Regions from separate parts of the Homo sapiens genome. Here region 1 is linked to region 2. A link is a contact called in ENCODE Hi-C or POLR2A ChIA-PET data. All regions are on one chromosome and are shown on one strand. Each heading gives the region's core, a stretch centred on a gene start or an enhancer-like site at or near the end of the contact. The rest is flanking DNA. Distances are from core to core; before and after follow the strand shown. Region 1 overlaps LOC124905135 (collagen alpha-1(III) chain-like). Region 2 has its middle 33 kb from the start of WNT7B.

The links. A loop is a pair of places that touch in the nucleus more often than their neighbours do. ChIA-PET counts read pairs that join two places held with the same protein, here RNA polymerase II (POLR2A). Pooled maps may share reads with other maps.
Region 1: a map of right lobe of liver shows a loop between it and region 2 (6-fold over the local background). The contact joins two enhancer-like sites. A Hi-C loop is called at or near these places in 128 of 168 maps with a recorded cell type or tissue (A673, B cell, CD4-positive, alpha-beta T cell and 73 more), 37 of 37 single-sample maps with no recorded cell type and 48 of 50 pooled maps. POLR2A ChIA-PET finds 5 or more read pairs at or near these places in 32 of 52 experiments (A549, AG04449, AG04450 and 28 more).

What each region holds. Positions count from the first base shown.
Region 1 is chr22:46,107,892-46,112,820 of GRCh38, forward strand. It overlaps LOC124905135 (collagen alpha-1(III) chain-like), which reads left to right. Exons shown (of 2, transcript XM_047441696.1): 2 at 1-4,929. It overlaps MIRLET7BHG (MIRLET7B host gene), which reads left to right. Exons shown (of 5, transcript NR_110479.1): 4 at 1,376-1,462; 5 at 1,873-4,929. It overlaps MIRLET7A3 (microRNA let-7a-3), which reads left to right and starts at 4,858; the gene lies at 4,858-4,929. RefSeq lists an enhancer at 2,886-3,419. Within about 2 kb of position 1,425, at least 17 of the 41 ENCODE cell types and tissues checked have a DNase peak (open chromatin) inside an H3K27ac peak, as active enhancers do; they include uterus, where a contact is called at or near this core.
Region 2 is chr22:46,007,730-46,012,545 of GRCh38, forward strand. It overlaps the pseudogene LOC730668. Among named protein-coding and RNA genes, the nearest start is that of WNT7B, 33 kb to the left of the region's middle. Within about 2 kb of position 2,547, at least 3 of the 41 ENCODE cell types and tissues checked have a DNase peak (open chromatin) inside an H3K27ac peak, as active enhancers do; they include uterus, where a contact is called at or near this core.

The DNA.
Region 1 (4,929 bases), core at 175-2,674, 99 kb after region 2:
AAGCCCTGGTTGTCGGCTGGAGTTCTCCTGATTGCGTGCAGATCCTCCTGCGGTGGGGGTGGAGCCCGCTGAGGTCACAGCATCTGTGTCCTGGTCCTGTGGAGCACAGCAGGGTTGGGTGTGCAGGAAATGTGTCCATACACCCTCCTCAGAGTCCCCCGGAGCGGGCACTGCCACATTCAGGCTCCCTGACCACTGCAGGCCTGGGTGGTCCAGATGCGAGTCCTAGAGCCTTGCGGGCAGAGCTGGGACTCACCAGGGAACACAGGGCCCTCAGGGGAAAGGAGCAGGAAAAAGCAGGGTGGTTGTGCCTGGCAGAGGGACAGGCCAGGGCAATGCTGGGAGCAGAGGCCTGCCCGGGACACTTGCTGCTCTGGGAGGCTGGAGGGGGAGCCCGGGCTGCGGGCATGCTGGGGAGGGGCAGAGACAGTAGAGAGGGTGTCAACAGTGGTAGACGGCCTAGCTGGCTGGGAGCGTGGGCAGGGCTGGTGCTCAGGGAGGAGGAGGGAAGGGCACCCCCCACCCAGTGTCCCCACAGGCCCCTCAATAGCCTGGTGGGTGACTCTCCCGGTCCCCAGCAGGGCTGCTCTTGCTCGAGGTCACACGGTACAGGGCTGCAGGGAACCACGGTATGTCTGCTCCCATCCAGCGTCTTGGGCTCAGCCCCGGGGACCCACATCCCTTCCTGCCTGGATGCACCTCCCTGGCCTTTGCACCCCGTGCGCACCCTGCAAGGGCACTCCTGCCAGAATGGGCTGGCGTGAGGTGAAGTTTTCATTCACTGGACAAGACCTTGCCGAAGCCCTGCAGCCCCAGACTGGATGCTGTGGGCCCCTCCCGGGGGTTTCCGCTCGTGGGAGAACCCCAAGCCTTCCTCGTCCTGGGTCCCAGGGGAAGCCACAGCCCCCCTGGACCCTCAGCATCCTCCTCGGTGCAATGGGGGCTTAACCCCTCCCTCCATAGTCCAGCCACCTGCTGACAGGCCAGGCACCCGGGAAAGCAGCACCAGGCTGTCCCCCCTGTGCATCCTGCTGCCCTCCTCTGGGCCCTAGAGCATCCAGGCACCAGCCTGGCAGGGCACAGGCTTCCCAGCAGGGGGACATGACCACTGACCACTCAAGGACAGGCTTGGGTCTTGGTCCCCTCTGACCTGGCATTGTCCAACACAGGGCTGGCCACGGAGGCCATTCCACATTCCATCCAGGCCCTTACAGGGGTGGGTGAGCCACTAGGCGAGAGACGGGCCAGGCTGGAGTGTCGGTTCTGGTGCGGGACGGCTGGGCAAGGCCCAAGGTCACAAAGGGGTTCAGAGCTGGGTAAGGCCACGTCTCTTCCAGAGCTGACACTTGTCACTTTTGTTTTTAAAACCCAACAGGTCAAGAAGTGGCGCTGACCTGGAGCCCCTGCCTGGGGCTGGCCTTCCTCACAGTGAGCTGGGCCTCCTGCCATCCTGGCTCTGGAGGTAGGAGGAGCCGTGGGAGGTCTGATAGGGAGGGAGGGCTATCTCAGAGCCAGGCCACTCCCGGTCCTCTCCAGGCCCCACCCTCAGGCACAGAGGTCCTTAGGTGGGGACTTGATGGTCTCACAGCCAAACCTTCGCCCAGGCTGTGGCCTCCCCTGAAGCCATGTCTCTTCTTGTCTTCCCGCCACTCTTCCAGCAAGCTCCCCCCGTTGGCCCACCTCATCTGCCCACTGTGCACTTGGGGCATGGTGATCTTTGACCCTGGTGGTGCACCCCTCAGGCTGGACAGGGCCTGAAGGAGCCGTGGTTCATTGCAGGGCGTCTGAGTGGAAGAGGCTCAGCCTCACCTCCACACCCTGAAGACTCACTCTCTGGCCCTGGGCTCTGTTGTGTGCACCGCCTGTCTGCAGGGCCCAGCCTGCCTCGAGCACTCCCTGGGGACAGAAGCTCCTGCGCTGGCCTCTCCTGTCACCTAGCCACCGGGCATCCTGGAGTGCAGCCCTCATGCCCCGAGGCCACCTGCCATCGCCCAGGATGACTCAAGATGCCACCTGGGTAAGTCTAGCCCAGAACGAGAAAGGCCGAATGAGGGAAACTGAGTCACATCTGCTTCTCCCAGGTGGGGCTGGGGGCCCAGGGGGAGGGCACTTGTGGTGACGACCAGGGTGGACTAGGGGCCTGTCTCCCATTCTGTCTCTGCCACACGTTATAGAGCCCGACCTGTGGGCTGGGTCCCCCCATGGTGAGCACTGTAGGCTCTAGGAGGCTGAAGTCCTGGCCTGGGGGACCTGTGGGGGCCAGGCTGGGGCCATTGGAATCAGTATGGTGGTCCCCACCTGCACTCCAGCTCCGATGGCTGATGACGGGGGCCCTGGCAGCTGACCCCTTGCCTCAGTGGGGAGACCACGGCTCACGAGGGCATGAGACCTGCCCAGAGCATAGCCCAGAGGCCGGCCTGGATTCTCACAGCTCCGCCCACTGGGCTGTCCTGCCCCACCCCCTTTTTAGCCTGCTGGGACCATGAGTCAGAACCCAGTAGGTGTGAGGGGACCCAGCCAGCCCAGGTGGCCAGTCCAGCCTGAGGGGGTGGGGGTCTCAGAGATTAAGTCAGGAGCCCAGAGTGCGTGCTTAGGGTGCAACCCACCCCACAGCCTCCCCCAAGGCACCTCCCGGGGGTGCAGATGGGGGCAGACGCAGGGACACTCAGGGTGGACCACCTGACTGGGAGCTGATCATGAGGTGTGCGACAGCCTGAGTCAGCCTCAGCTCAGAGGAGCTGGGATGGCCTTGATCTTCCCCCTCCGGCCACTCACCACAGCTGGGAGGGTCCAAGGAGACCCTCAGCCACTGTCCCTTCAGCCCTCACCCCACCCTGGCTGGCTCTGCCCGGACAGTCCTTAGGGACATCTTGGTCCTGCCCACCAGCCAGGGGACCCAGAATTGGAGCAGGGGAGCAGGACCCCCAGACCCTCTCATACCGCTTTTGTTCTGAGGCCTTGAGGGAACACGGGGTCTTCGCGACCCCAGGCGAGATGATGCTGGGACAGAGGAGGGTCGGGCTGCATCGGGGCCCTCCTGGTCCCCACTCCTGGGTGAGTCAGCATCTCAGTCTCCAGTTCTGGGTGGGCGGCACCAGGTGTGAGCCTCAGCGGTCTCCTTGCTGGCTAAGGACCTGGGATTTGCTCCAGTGCCCCTCGGGAGGGAGTAGGACACGTGCCCAGAGAGCAAGCAGACCCCCTCCCCGACCAACTTCTGAGAGCAAAGACACCTAGAGCTAGAGATTCAGCACCCCCTGAGCCTCAGTTTCTCCACTATGAAGTGGGATCCGTGATCTCAGCCTTACCAGGGCTGTGAGGATTAAATGGTCCAGCCCAGCCTGGGGCCTGCCTGGAGTAGGCAGCCTGCTCAGGATGGGCTGTGGAAGGAGGGCTGGGGTAGACCTTTCAAGTCCACTTGGGCATGGGGAGCTGAGAGCTAGCATGCCGTTTAACTTGGCAGGAAGCAGGCCGGGCGCAGTGGCTCATGCCTGTAATCCCAGCACTTTGGGAGGCTGAGGCGGGCGGATCACGAGGTCAGGAGATCAACACCATCCTGGCTAACACGGTGAAACCCCCTGTCTACTAAAAATACAAAAAATCAGCCGGGCGTAGTGGCGGGCGCCTGTAGTCCCAGCTACTCGGGAGGCTGAGGCAGGAGAATGGCGTGAACCCAGGAGGCGGAGCTTGCAGTGAGCCGAGATCGCGCCACTGCACTCCAGCCTGGGGGACAGAGTGAGACTCCATCTCAAAAAAAAAAAAAAAAAAAAAAAAAAAAGCTTGGCAGGGAGCAGGACATTTGGACCTCACTCTGCTGCCCCCTTGGCTGTGTGACATCCAGGTCACGTTGCCTCTCTGGGCCTCGGTCTCCTCACCTGTTTAAGAGGGGTTGACAGTCGTATCTGCCCCCTCAGCTTTTCCCCAGGAAGGTGGTAGCCACAATTAGCATTTGTTGAGGCTGACCCTGCACCAGGCCCAGGATAGGCGGGGCTTAGGGAGGCCCGTCTCTCGCCACGTTCCCCTGCTAGGGGAGCCCCGAGGCCCTCTCAGTGTCATCCTCATGCTACACTCTGTCCCAGCCCTGTGCGTCCCAAGCTAGGGCACTGAGTGTGCCAGCACCCGCAGGGACAGGCACTGGACCCTGGGTGGACCTGAGGGTCTGTGACTACCCCCCCAGCTGCTCTCCCCTAGAGGCCACTTCCCTCAAGGAAGGAAAGAACCTTCCCGCCACCTCCTGCAGTGCGGTCAGCTCAGGCCAGCCTGCACAGCAGGGCCAGAACCAGGGCCCCTGGGGAGGGATGCCTGCCTGCCCAGTGGGAGGAGACGGCACGCCCGTGAAGCCGCTACTCAGCCAGCCTGGGGGCCACGAGTGCTGCTTCTGGTGGCGCTGTGCGGGGAGGGAGGGGGCCGAGCAGGGTGGGCACTCGCATGCCTGTGTCTTGCTGGCCTTCGACAGATGACAGCCCTCCTCCTAGGGTCTCCAGTGCAGAGTTCCTTGGGGACATTATGGCCACTCCTGTCCAGATGAGAGGGAGCCGGCTGCCTGTGACAGCGTCGCAAAATGCCGCCAGGGCTTTCCCTCCCTCCTCCTTTCTCTCTTCCTCGTCCCTCTCTGGTTGGTGGTTTCCTGCAGGCTCCCGTCCCTGCTGGTGCTGGCCACAATGTCCCCACTCCCAGGGTTTCGGCGTCCCAGCCCCCTGCGCCCACCGCGCCTGCCCGCCAGAATCCCTGTGCCCTTGGTGCGTGTGGCCTGCCGAGCCTCGAGCCCCTGTTCTCCTCAGCCCTCTTTCCTCCCGCGTCCCCAGGAGGTGCCTCTGGAAGCCACGGAGTCCCATCGGCACCAAGACCGACTGCCCTTTGGGGTGAGGTAGTAGGTTGTATAGTTTGGGGCTCTGCCCTGCTATGGGATAACTATACAATCTACTGTCTTTC
Region 2 (4,816 bases), core at 1,297-3,796:
AGAGTGAGGCTGCAGGCCCAGGCTGAGGCCTGCACCACCTCGGCCGGGAGATGAGTAAATGTCTGGGTCCCCCTGGCCACTCCAGAGTGAGGCCGCCAAGCCTCCGGCCTGAAGTCCGGCTCCTGTTCTCAGCCTGCCAGGCCCTTGTGCGGTGGCGTCGGGCAGGCAGGGCAGGGAGGCCACGGCAGCCATCTTCCCGGGGAGCTGGGGCCTGGCCAGCAGCGTTTCCCAGTGGCCTCCTCCTGTGCTCCGAGCTGCATTACCTCATCGGGAAGCCATTCCAGAAAGGAGCTGCGGAGCCCCTGGGAGTGGGAGTGGGGAGAGCTGCGTCAGCGCCCTCCTGGCAGCCTCGGTGCCAGACGAGGGCAGGCGTCACGCCTCCGGGTGTCTGCCTGCCGAGCGACTGCTGGGAGAGCAGCTGGCTTTTGTCAGCGTTTCGGGGTGACCGGGCTGGGCTGCAGCAGGCAGGTGGCGTGGCACGGCCCATGGCCGGCCAGCTACCAGGTGGGCAGAGGATCTATTTCAAGAGCCGGAACCAAATGGCCAGGCATGAGGGGAAGCCAGGTGCAAACTCAGTGGCAGAGACCAAGCCCTGACCCCGCAGTCCCAGGCCTCAGTTTCCCCTCAGGCCAGCCCTCCTCCCAGCACCTGTCCTCTGCTTCCTATAGCCACAAAGAGCACCAGACACGAGTGAGCAGGTGACTACACTCCCTGCTGCCCGCTGGTGTAAGCCAGAGGCCCTGCCACCCACAGCTGGCCTCCAGAGGCCTTTCTGGACCACAGGGTCAGGGCTGAGAGGGGTGGGGGTGGCAGGGGCAGCTGAGGTGCTGGAGAGGGAGGACAAGCTTCCTGCCTGTGGAGGAGACAAGGGCAGCTCCCAACCCTGCTCCTAGCCTTCCTGCCAAGTTTGGATTCCAGAAACACCTCTTGGTGCCTCAGTTTTCTCATCTGTTTTGTGTGTGTGTGTGTGTGTGTGTGTGTGTTTTGTAGATAGGGTCTTTCTCTGTCACCCAGGCTGGAGTGCTGTGGTGCGATCATGGCTCACTGCAACCTCTACCTCCTGGGCTCAAGCAATCCTCCCGCCTCAGTCTCTCGAGTAGCTGGGACCACAGGTGCACACCACCATGCCTGGCTAATTTTTGTTTGTTGGTTCATTTTTGTAGCGACAGGGTCTCCCTATGTTGCCCATACTGGTCTCAAACTCAGCTCAAGTGATCTGCCCGCCTCAGCTTCCCAAAGTGCTGGGATTACAGGCATGAGCCACTGCGCCCAGCCCGGCTTTCTCATCTGTAAAATGGGTTGACAATGCCCACCCAGATAATGGTTGAAAGGACTCGTGAAACCACGTAGGAGGCACAGGCAGACAGGCACTTGTGGGGGTCCATGAATGAGCCTCAGTGCCAGCTCCCCCAGGCCAGCTTCCAGCCTTCACACTGTCTGGGCCAGAGGAGTCTTCCTAAAACAGAGGACTGTGTGGAGCACTTCTCCACAGAGAAGCCTCTTGCCTCAAGTCAGTGACACTGTCCTCCAGCCCCACCCAACTGTACATGTGCCCAAGCTCATCATACTTTTCCTCAAACCCTGTCTGTCAGGAAAACTCCTACTCACCCCGCAAAACTCCATGTGAGATGCCCACTCGCTCATCTAAAATGCCTCACAGGATTACTCTAAGAACCAAAGAAGAATATACATGTGTGAACACATGGGCATGGTTGCCAAGTGAGGGGCATCACATTCATGACTGTCCCCATTACTTATTAGAGCAACCATAACCAAGAATGCAGCGGTGGGCAGGAAGTGTTACTGGGGATAGGAATTAGCAGGAAGTTTTTCTGGCTTGGAATTTAAGCCCAACTTTGGCAGATGGCAGAATTTTCAGAGAGGAAAGGAGGAAATTGGAGGCTAGTGTGGCAGTGTTAAATATGGCTGCAAAGTCCTTGGTCCTTCTCCCATTGAAGCGTGGGCCCTATGGCCTCTCCTCTTGAATCCAGGTGGGCTTGTGACTACTTCAGCCAAGACAATGCGGCAGAAGTGTTGTTGGGTAACTTCCAAGGCTCACTCATAAAAGACCATATGGCTTATAACTTGGAGTCCTAAGTTGCCATCTAAGAAGGAAGTTCAACAACCTGAGACTTCCATGCTGTGAGGAAGCCCAAGCTCCATGAGGAGTCACATGGGGGTGCACTGGTTGACAGTTCCAGCCTTCCAGCCAGCCCAGCCCAGGCACCAGCCATGCGAATGCAGAAGCCATCTTGGAAGTGGATCCACCAGCAGCAGGTGTCCCGGCCCCCAGCCATTTGAGTTGTCTCGGGTGAGCCACTGAACCACACAGAGTAGAGTGGAGTTGTCCCTACTGTGCCCTTTCAGGACAGAATTCCTGAGCGTAATAAAGTGGCTGTAGTTTTAGTCACTGTTTTGGGGCTGTTTGTTATGCAGCACTAATTAACTAGAACAGGTGAGAAGATCAGAACTTCCTGGTGCTTAAAGCCAGCCACACAGCCCCTCGAAGCAAGATTGTCTTAATCTGGAAGTCAGTCCCAAGAACAGGTTCTCCCCAGTGCTCTCAGCATTCCCCACCCCAGCCTGGCCCATAAGCAGTGCTTGGGGCATGCGGGGTTGCTGGAGCACTCCCAAGCCACTCCCAACACCTGGAAGGAGCCTCCCCTCCTCAGGATTCTCAGCGGCGTTTGCAGCTTGGATGACTGTGGACCCAGAAGCTCTGGGGAGTTATCCAGGTTCTATGTGGCATGAGTATCCCTCTGTGCCTCAGTTTTCCACCCATGGAATAGGGCACGAAACTCATAATCTCTCTGATCCCTCTCGGCTCCTACCCCACCTTCCTGGAGGCCTTGTTCATTCTCATGTGTGTCTCCCCCACATCCTCTTACCCATGTGACTCTGCCTGCCATGAAAGCAGGAGTCATGACTGCAGTCTCACGGTTGAATGTTCTGCACCTGGCACCCAGCCTAGGCCAGAGGATGGATGCCACACCACTGGTGTTTTCTGAATGAATCAATGAGTCAGTCAATAAATGGAGTGAATGAATGAACAAAAGAAAGAACTCTTTCTATACTCACTCGATCCATTAATGTCCCCTCCCATACAATAAAGATTCCCTTATAGCAGCCCTAGGAGTCTACCCTTGCATGCCTCACATGACAGGGAACTCACCACCTTTCAAGATAGCCTATTTCCTGTTGGGGCAACTCAGGTCAGAGAGTATTTCCCTGAGCTGGCCTCATCCCTGGCCCCTCCCCAGGAGAGTGGCTGGGGGAAGGAGTGCCGGGGGGCAGAGGAAGGAGCCCTCAGTCCCCATGGTCCACAGAGCTTGCGTCTGGTGAGTGCTGAGAGCAGGTGGAGGGACTCCAGAGCTCCAGAAACCCCTTGGCTCTCTCTGTGCTGGGCCCAGCTGAAGTCCCAGGGTGGGCGGGGGCAAGACAGTGAGTCCTGCTCTGCCCAGGGCCCAGCTGGGATAGGGCCAGCGCACCAGGAGGTCCACAGAGGCAGAGAAAGCAACCGAGCGGGAGCGGAGCTGGGGCAGGACAGGTGGTCTGTGCTGTTTCCATGGCTCCGGTGCCTCTGCCTGCCTCACTGGCCTGGGAAAAACAAGCCGGGCACTGAGCAAACAGCGCCTGTGACCGCCCCGGACAAAGGCTGGGCTGTTTAGGCAACCGGACGGCCAAATGGGCCTCCCTGGCGGAACACCGGTTTAGACTGGGCCCGTCGGGGCTGAGTTGCCAGGCCCCACAGCCTGTCCCTTGGGTCTCTGGGGAACAAGCTGGGGCTGGCGGTGGGGACAGGGAGTGGAGGGGAGAGGCTGGGAGGGCCGGGGCAGGCACTACCCCAGTTCTGCCCTCTGGCACCCAGTTCCCTTGCCCAGCCATTCAGGAGAATGAAGACAGCAGGATCTCAGCGGATAAAGGAATAGGGTTTCTCTGTCCAGCCACAGTGACTGGGGCTCAGCAGCAACATATCCCGTGGGACTTCCACCCTCCCAAGGGGCACCCCCAAAGAGTGACCAGTCCTGGGCCCATGTGTGAAGGGTATTTTTGCTGCTACTGTGGACAGATGCTGTCTTCGGCCCCAAGCCAGGCAAACCCAGAATGCCAGAGTGCAGTGCGGGAGGCGGTCCTCCCCCAGGGAGGGATGGGGCTGGGGACAAAAGCCCTCCACAGGGGCAACTCAGAGGCCTGCCCTCCCGGCTCAGGCTCCCGAGACAGAGCCCAGGGCCAGGCGGTGGCTGACTCCACTAGCGGAGTGCCCTGGACTGGCCGAGGCCCTCCCTCCCGGGGCCACTCACATGAATCTTTGCTTCAGGGCCGGCTTCTGGGGAGACCCAGAGCACGACAGGAGCTCATAGACAGGCCTCTGCGGGTGCGTGGGTTACAATGGCGTCTGCGGTCCTGGAACTCAGAGGCAGAGGAGGCGGGACCCTGTCATCCCAATCACTGTGATTCAGCAGCATGGGAAGCCAAGGGGCACTGAGGCTAGAAGGACCCAGAGCTGAGGGACACTGGGCTGGCCTGCAGGGGAGAGGCTCTGATTTTAAGGAGAAAGGAGATAAGGATGGGGCCCAGGGCAAGGGGTGCCATCTACAGAGCAGCTCCCAGGCCTGCAGAAGCTCCCTGGTCTGTGTCACTGTGGGCTCCCTGGCAGTGGCATTCCCAGCACCCCTCCCGCTGCCACTTCCCCACTTGGGGCTGGACCACCGGCCTGCCTGCAGGGGAGCTTGTGGGGTCTCAGCCCAACAGCCTGGAGCCCAGGGGCAGGCAGCAGCATGCTCTGCTGACCCGGCAGCCACATGGGCCCCCGGAA